Linked DNA regions of Homo sapiens: region 1 is linked to region 2. Evidence: chromatin contacts called from ENCODE Hi-C or POLR2A ChIA-PET data. All regions are on one chromosome and are shown on one strand. The core of a region is the stretch at or near the end of the contact, and the rest is flanking DNA. Distances in the headings are between cores, read along the strand shown.

Region 1 (3,153 bases), core at 384-2,883, 110 kb after region 2:
TATGTATATATAGAGATATATGTATATATAGGTATATATGTATATATAGAGATATATGTATATATAGGTATATATGTATATATAGAGATATATGTATATATAGGTATATATGTATATATAGAGATATATGTATATATAGGTATATATGTATATATAGAGATATATGTATATATAGGTATATGTATATATAGGTATACGTGTATATATAGGTATATGTGTATATATAGGTATATGTGTATATATAGGTATATGTGTATATATAGGTATATGTGTATATATAGGTATATATGTGTATATATAGGTATATGGGTATATATAGGTATATATATGTGTATATAGGTATATGGGTATATATAGGTATATATATATGTATATATGTATATATATACGCACACACATAGATATACACCATATATCTGTGTATTAATCCTGTTTATATATAAATCATATATATGTATATACTATGTGTGTATGTATACATATGCATATATACAAATATACACCTGCTCATATACATATACACGCAAAGGCATATTTATGTGCTGTTTTTTTGTTTTGTGTTGTTTTGAGACGGAGTCTTGCTTTATCGCCCAGGCTGGAGTGCAATGGCGCCATCTCGGCTCAGTTTTTAATAGCAAAACATTGGAAACTTCTTAAATGCCCATCAGTAGGTGACAGTTTAAATCACAGGTCTGCAAGTGGGCCAGTGGGCCAAAACCCAGTCTAGGACCTATTTTGTGAATAAAGTTTTATTGGAACATAGCCACACCTGGTCATTTACGTCTTTGACCAATTTGGAGCTACAATAACAGAGTTGAGTGTTTGCAGCAATGACCATCTGACCCACAAAACCAAAAATATTTACTATCTGGCCATTTACAGGAAAAGTTTGTCGACGCCTAGGTTAAATTATGCTTCCTCTAAATGAAGCTATTAAACGATCCTGTAAGTCTGTAATTATGGCTACGAAAAGCCCATGATCTCTTAAAAAGTAAGAAAATTAGTTGGAAAATGTTAACACAATCCCATTTTTATCAAAGCAAAATGTATTCACCTGAACGTGCATACAAAAATGTGCATTGAAAACTATGTATCTTTCCTCTAGAAAGTTATGGGAGAAGGAAGATAATAGACGGTGTTTTTTCTTCCTTATATTTTCTTTTTGTGTTTGATTTTTAAATAATGAGTACACCTTAAAGTTCTTTTTATTGGGAGAAACAGTTGCTCACTTCCTCCACTCCCTAATAGCTGGTGAAAGGTGTCAGCTTTAGGAAGGGCTGTGTCAGGGAAATATCTTGGCTTCTGGGGTGTTGGGGCAACAAAGGGCCAGGAAAGACAGCCCCTCAGAGGAACAGACCCCAGTGACATCCTTGGGTGGGCCCCCGCCTGAGCAGCAACTTCTTCCAGCTCTGTCTCCCACTACAGCCTCTGCCCTTGGCATGGTCCAGAGCTGCGATGGCGAAAACTCATCACCAAGCATTGCCTCCGCTGCACCCAACCCAGCAGAAAAAGAGTCCAGAGAACATCCTGGTCCTGAGTCAGCCCCTGGCTTCAACCCACAGGACACCACAGGGCGCCACGGGACATGGCACAGCGCCAGATGCCAGGGATCCGAGGAGACAGAGCATGATGTCCAAACATGAATGGCTTATTTTTAGCAAAGTCCAGCCCTCACATCCTGGCCCTGCTCCAGGGTGAGCAACAACATTCCCTCTGACTCAGCTCCGCAAGCTGACTCGGTTTCAGAGGAACAAGGTAGTCTCTCCTTGCTGACGTTAGCGGCAGGCAGTCCTCCCCTTCAGGAAAAATCTGTACAGCAGTTCTGATTCCTTCTGGGACTGTGTGCTGGCTGCTTCCAGAAGAAACATAACTATTCCCTTCACAGTCTGGGCTTCGGAACTGGGTGCAGAAACTTCCACACTCCATCTCCTGGACTCCCATCTTCTAACCTTCCCGTGTGATTTCCAAGGAAACCAGATGGCTGCCTTCTCCCCCCTCTTCCTCTTCCTCCTGCACAATGAGCCGAGAGACCCAACCCTGCAGCTCTGGCCTGAAACTGGGGCCTGTTTCTCGGGGGTTTCTGTCTCTTCAATCAGTCCCCACACTGTGTCCAGCAGACTAGAGCAATGAAGGGAGGAATCATTTTCTTCCAGTAACGACACTAGAACCTATGTTCTGCTGTAATGAATGATACAGGTTTGCCAGGAAGACGTGTCATCAATGCCAATAAAACAAGGCAGAGTACAGATACCTCCAGAGATCTTGCCAGAGAGGCTCACAGCCCCGATAGGTTTGTGTATGTTTTGGGGTGGGGGAACATGAGAGAATGAGAGATTATTTTCCTTCTGGACGTTCTCAACATGCCTGAAATAGCAAGGACACAGCTGTCCCTCCCCAGTTGTCCCTGTGTGATTGGAATTGCAGGAGTCAGTTGTCTCAAAGCAAAGAAAGTGCAGAGCCTGCACGTATCCAGATCTTCCGAAAGACGAGGCCCTGTTCTCCTGGCCTGGCGCCTGGGTTTCTCATTTGCTCCTAGGTCTCTGGTATTGTGCCGCCTGCATCCCAGGCAACGCCAGCAACCCAAGCCCCGCTGAACAAGTCAAGACCTCTCTGGATGAGGTCAGGAGCTGGAGCTTCCCCTTATTTTGTTAGGAAGCACCATGCGTCAGCCTTTATTCACACCCTATAAAGTTGTAGCCTTTAAGGTTAGTCTCTTCCACACCTATAATTCTCCACCAGAGCAATTTGCTGCAGAGAAAGAGCCCTCCAGCAGGCAGTACCTGTGAGTCACGGCTTCTTCCTGGCCCCCGCCCGCCCTAAAGGAGTGGCTACTAACAGGCACCTTTGATCCTCAGGCTGCTCTGGGAGTTGGAAGAGTCGCGGAGGCTCACCTGTAGTCATAAGGTCAAGAGACTTGCCATGAGAAATAGTAACAGTAGCACCGCCTGGATCCCACCCCCGGTCTTCTCCTTTGGGCCTCTGTTCTTCCTCTAGGGGTTGGATCTTTCAGCTCTGCCATCTGCCTTTCATATCATCAGTTCTATTTTTGTTTTGTTTTTGTTTTTGTTTTTGTTTTTGTTTTTGAGATGAAGTCTTGCTCTTTTGCCCAGGCTGGAGTGCAGTGGCGTGATCTCGGCTCACTGCAACCTCTGC
Region 2 (3,216 bases), core at 182-2,681:
TGCCCCACTGCAGTCTGTACCTGGCCCCCAGGGGCACCCATGCCTGCAGAGACTGCCCAAGTGGTGGATTATCAGCCTGGCTCTTCCCTCCTGCACCCTCAGCCCTGCAACAGAGGAGAGCTCTTCCCTAACCCTTGGCTGCAGGTTGGTTGTATAATTTGCAGTGGGCACAGGTATGTGGTTAGAGGGCCAGTGTGTCTGCTGCAAGCATAGGCCTGACAAGCCTTGCATGTTTCCACTGCTCTTTTGTATCTCTGCCATCATCAAAAGAAGAGTCTCCTGCCTGGGACCCAGGGTGAACCACCATGGAGTAAAATCAGCCCCGCCAACCCCTGAAGACCTACAGCCTGAACCTGCAGATCCACAAAACAAATGTCTATGACTGTCTGCTCCTGAGATTTTTGTAGTTCTTCATTGCTGACATACCTCTCTCCTTGCCTGCCATGTCTTTGAGATGGTGAGATGTCCGAGGGCCAGAACCACACTTATTTTTTAACTTGTTTCCCAAAAGCCTAGCACAGAGCAATTATTTAATAAACATCTCTCAAATGTAGAAAGGAATGCACAGGTGCACCACAAAACTATCTGAGTAACTGGATCAGCCTTCCGGGGATCCCCTGGCCCAAGGGTGATCATGGGAAGGACTGAAGACTACCGAGCAGGCCCCACGAGGACAGACACGCAGGCCCAGGGTTGGGCCAGCCCTCAAAATAGGCAAGTGAGCCAGGCAACAGCCCTGGGATTGTATTTCACTATCCCTCGACTGAGCTGGTGTCCTCAGCTCCCCTTTCATGTTTCAGAGACCAACAGCCCTTCTTACAGGCAATCCCCTGACAACCAGCTGGCTATTCTCTGCCCCAAACTGTACACGCCCTCTGAGGCCCGGGCTCTGGGGGAGGGACTCCAGATGCACATGCCAGTCTGGTGGGGTGGCAGCTATTCCAAGAGGGTCGCATAGGTCAAAAGCAAAAGGAGACCAGAAAACCAGGCCACGCCCTGCCAAGAAACAGAGGGAGGCTGGACATCCCAGCCCACCCAGACTCAGCATCTTCAGGTAGAGCAGAGAGGATGTCAGCACTCCTCAGGAGGCTGACGGCTCCCCAGCTAGGGTCTCCCATGGCCCAGGGGTCTATGGTGCAGAACATGGAACCTCTGAAAGGGGCAGGCTAAGTGGGACATAGGTGGGAAGGTGGAGCCTGCAGATGGCCAGCCATCCTCACCAGCTTCCTGGCTCAGGGGACCCAAGGCCACACATCCAGGGAGTGCAGGGAGCCCTCGGCTAAGGTCAGCAGCCAGCCCCAGCTCAGGGTGGGTGGGCACCGACTGGATGAGGGATAGCAGGGGCTCCTTCTTCCTTCCTGTGTCTTCTTGGATGTCTTTTTAGAGAAATACATCAGGAGATCAAAGGCCCTGCGTGTCCCTGGCCCCACGGCAGCCTGGGGGTCCCCAGGGAGCCGCAGGGGTTTTCTCTCCTGAGTTGCCTGGTGCCCTGGGCCTCTGCAGGGAGAGCACCATGTTCTGAAATTCAAGTGGACCTTGGCAATGAGGCAGTCTTGACTGAGATAGCCCCACTATTTTTGGAAACTAGATTAAAGGGAAGGCTTATAAATTACCTCTCTATCCATTGAAGGACAACTCCAGATCTTTTAAAGGAGGTTGCGAAACAAACCTTGACAGTTTCCTCCTGGTCTGGGACTCATATCTTTTTTAAGCAAATGAACAGCACCTTGTCTAAATCAGGATCCATAAAGACGCAGTTGGCTGCTGTTAGGAATTAGTCAGGTGGTTTTGTGCAATATACTTGCCCAGTCACGCTGGGACCCAGCGTGCCCCAAACACTGTCTTCTTAGCAAACGTAGAAAGCGGTTGCACTCAGCTGACCACCTTACACAGACCCGACTGAGAAACACATACACGATTCCACACTGGAAATAGGAACAGGTCCCTTTGCATTCAGTCTTGCCATAAAGGCGACATCTACCCATAGCCCTCGCCCCTCTGCAGAAATGCATTTAGCTGTCAGCATCCGTGGGCATCCAGTTCTACCCACTCACCAAGAACCTTGAGGTCATGCTGAACTCAGAAAAATATTTTCCCTTTTATTTTGGTTGGGTTTTGAGGCTGAGGTTCAGAAGCAGGGAACCAAATGACATAACGAAAGAGTAAGATCCAAGCTCATTTCCCAGGAGCCCTCAGTCCACATGGCAGATGTTCCAGGGATTAAGTCATCCACAGAAGAGTTATGAGAAAGGATATCACCCACTTTAAGAGCGGTACAATCCGTCCCACGGGGGCAAGCGTGGTAAGTGGAAATGAAGAGAGGGTTGACATTTCGATTTAAAGCTCCAGTAACTTGCAGGTAATGTTTCAAGGGTGTCTGGTGCACAGGAAACAAAGAGAGATGACTGAGGATGGAGATTAACCCCTTAGCCTCCACCACTCTTTTGGCCTTGACCTTCTCGGTTACAAAGAATGGCAGAAGGCACTACCAAAAAAGTGGGAGAGCGGTGTTTCCATGTCCTGTGGCCAAAGGCTGGGCTCCGTAACAAATAACTTACATGCAAGAACATCTTGCATGATGTATCTGTTCTTCATGTCTTCCATGTAATGAAACAAATACGCATTGAGCATTTAATCTGATCAAAAATAAGTATTGAGTTCCCATGTGAGGCTTAGTCCAGGTCATCAAAGGCTTATGAGTGGGACAAGGTACACCCAGTTAAACTAAGTGCAGAGTAATCAGAGGCAGCAAACCGGAAGAGCAAAGGGAAATTAGAGACAAACTGTCCAGGGGCTCTTGCCCAGGTGGCTCAGCCTCTTGCCTTCAGTTTGTTCATTTCTCAATTAAGAAATCAAAATTGGGGTGGGCATGGTGGCTCATGCCTGTAATCCCAGTACTTTGGGAAGCCGAGGCGGGCAGATCATTTGAAGCCAGAATTCAGGACCAGCCTGGGCAGCATTGCAAGACCTCGCCTATACAAAAAATAAAAATTACCCAGGTATGGCAGCATGCAGCTATAGTCCCAGCTACTCAGGAGGCTAAGCTGGGAGGAACACTTGAGCCCAGGAGTTCAAGGCTGCAGTGAGCCATGATTGCACTACTGCACTTTAGCCTGGGCAACAGGGGAAGACCTTGGCTCTAAAACAAACCAGAAATCTAAGTCACATCTAGCCATAGACTACCATGGTTCTAAATACCCCAAGTTAGCTGGTAGT

What was found. Hi-C counts contacts between places; a loop is a spot of excess contacts on that map. ChIA-PET counts read pairs that join two places held with the same protein, here RNA polymerase II (POLR2A). Pooled maps may share reads with other maps.
Region 1: a loop to region 2 is called in a map of gastrocnemius medialis, with 15 times the contacts of the local background. The contact joins two enhancer-like sites. A Hi-C loop is called at or near these places in 11 of 168 maps with a recorded cell type or tissue (Right ventricle myocardium inferior, endothelial cell of umbilical vein, gastrocnemius medialis and 4 more), 3 of 37 single-sample maps with no recorded cell type and 13 of 50 pooled maps. POLR2A ChIA-PET finds 5 or more read pairs at or near these places in 10 of 52 experiments (AG04449, H1, HepG2 and 7 more).

The regions. Positions count from the first base shown.
Region 1 is chr1:234,995,818-234,998,970 of GRCh38, forward strand. No RefSeq gene overlaps it. Among named protein-coding and RNA genes, the nearest start is that of LINC03108, 17 kb to the left of the region's middle. RefSeq lists an enhancer at 2,120-3,153. Within about 2 kb of position 1,634, at least 33 of the 41 ENCODE cell types and tissues checked have a DNase peak (open chromatin) inside an H3K27ac peak, as active enhancers do; they include gastrocnemius medialis, heart left ventricle, heart right ventricle and 1 more, where a contact is called at or near this core.
Region 2 is chr1:234,884,980-234,888,195 of GRCh38, forward strand. No RefSeq gene overlaps it. Among named protein-coding and RNA genes, the nearest start is that of LINC02971, 71 kb to the right of the region's middle. Within about 2 kb of position 1,432, at least 12 of the 41 ENCODE cell types and tissues checked have a DNase peak (open chromatin) inside an H3K27ac peak, as active enhancers do; they include gastrocnemius medialis, heart left ventricle, heart right ventricle and 1 more, where a contact is called at or near this core.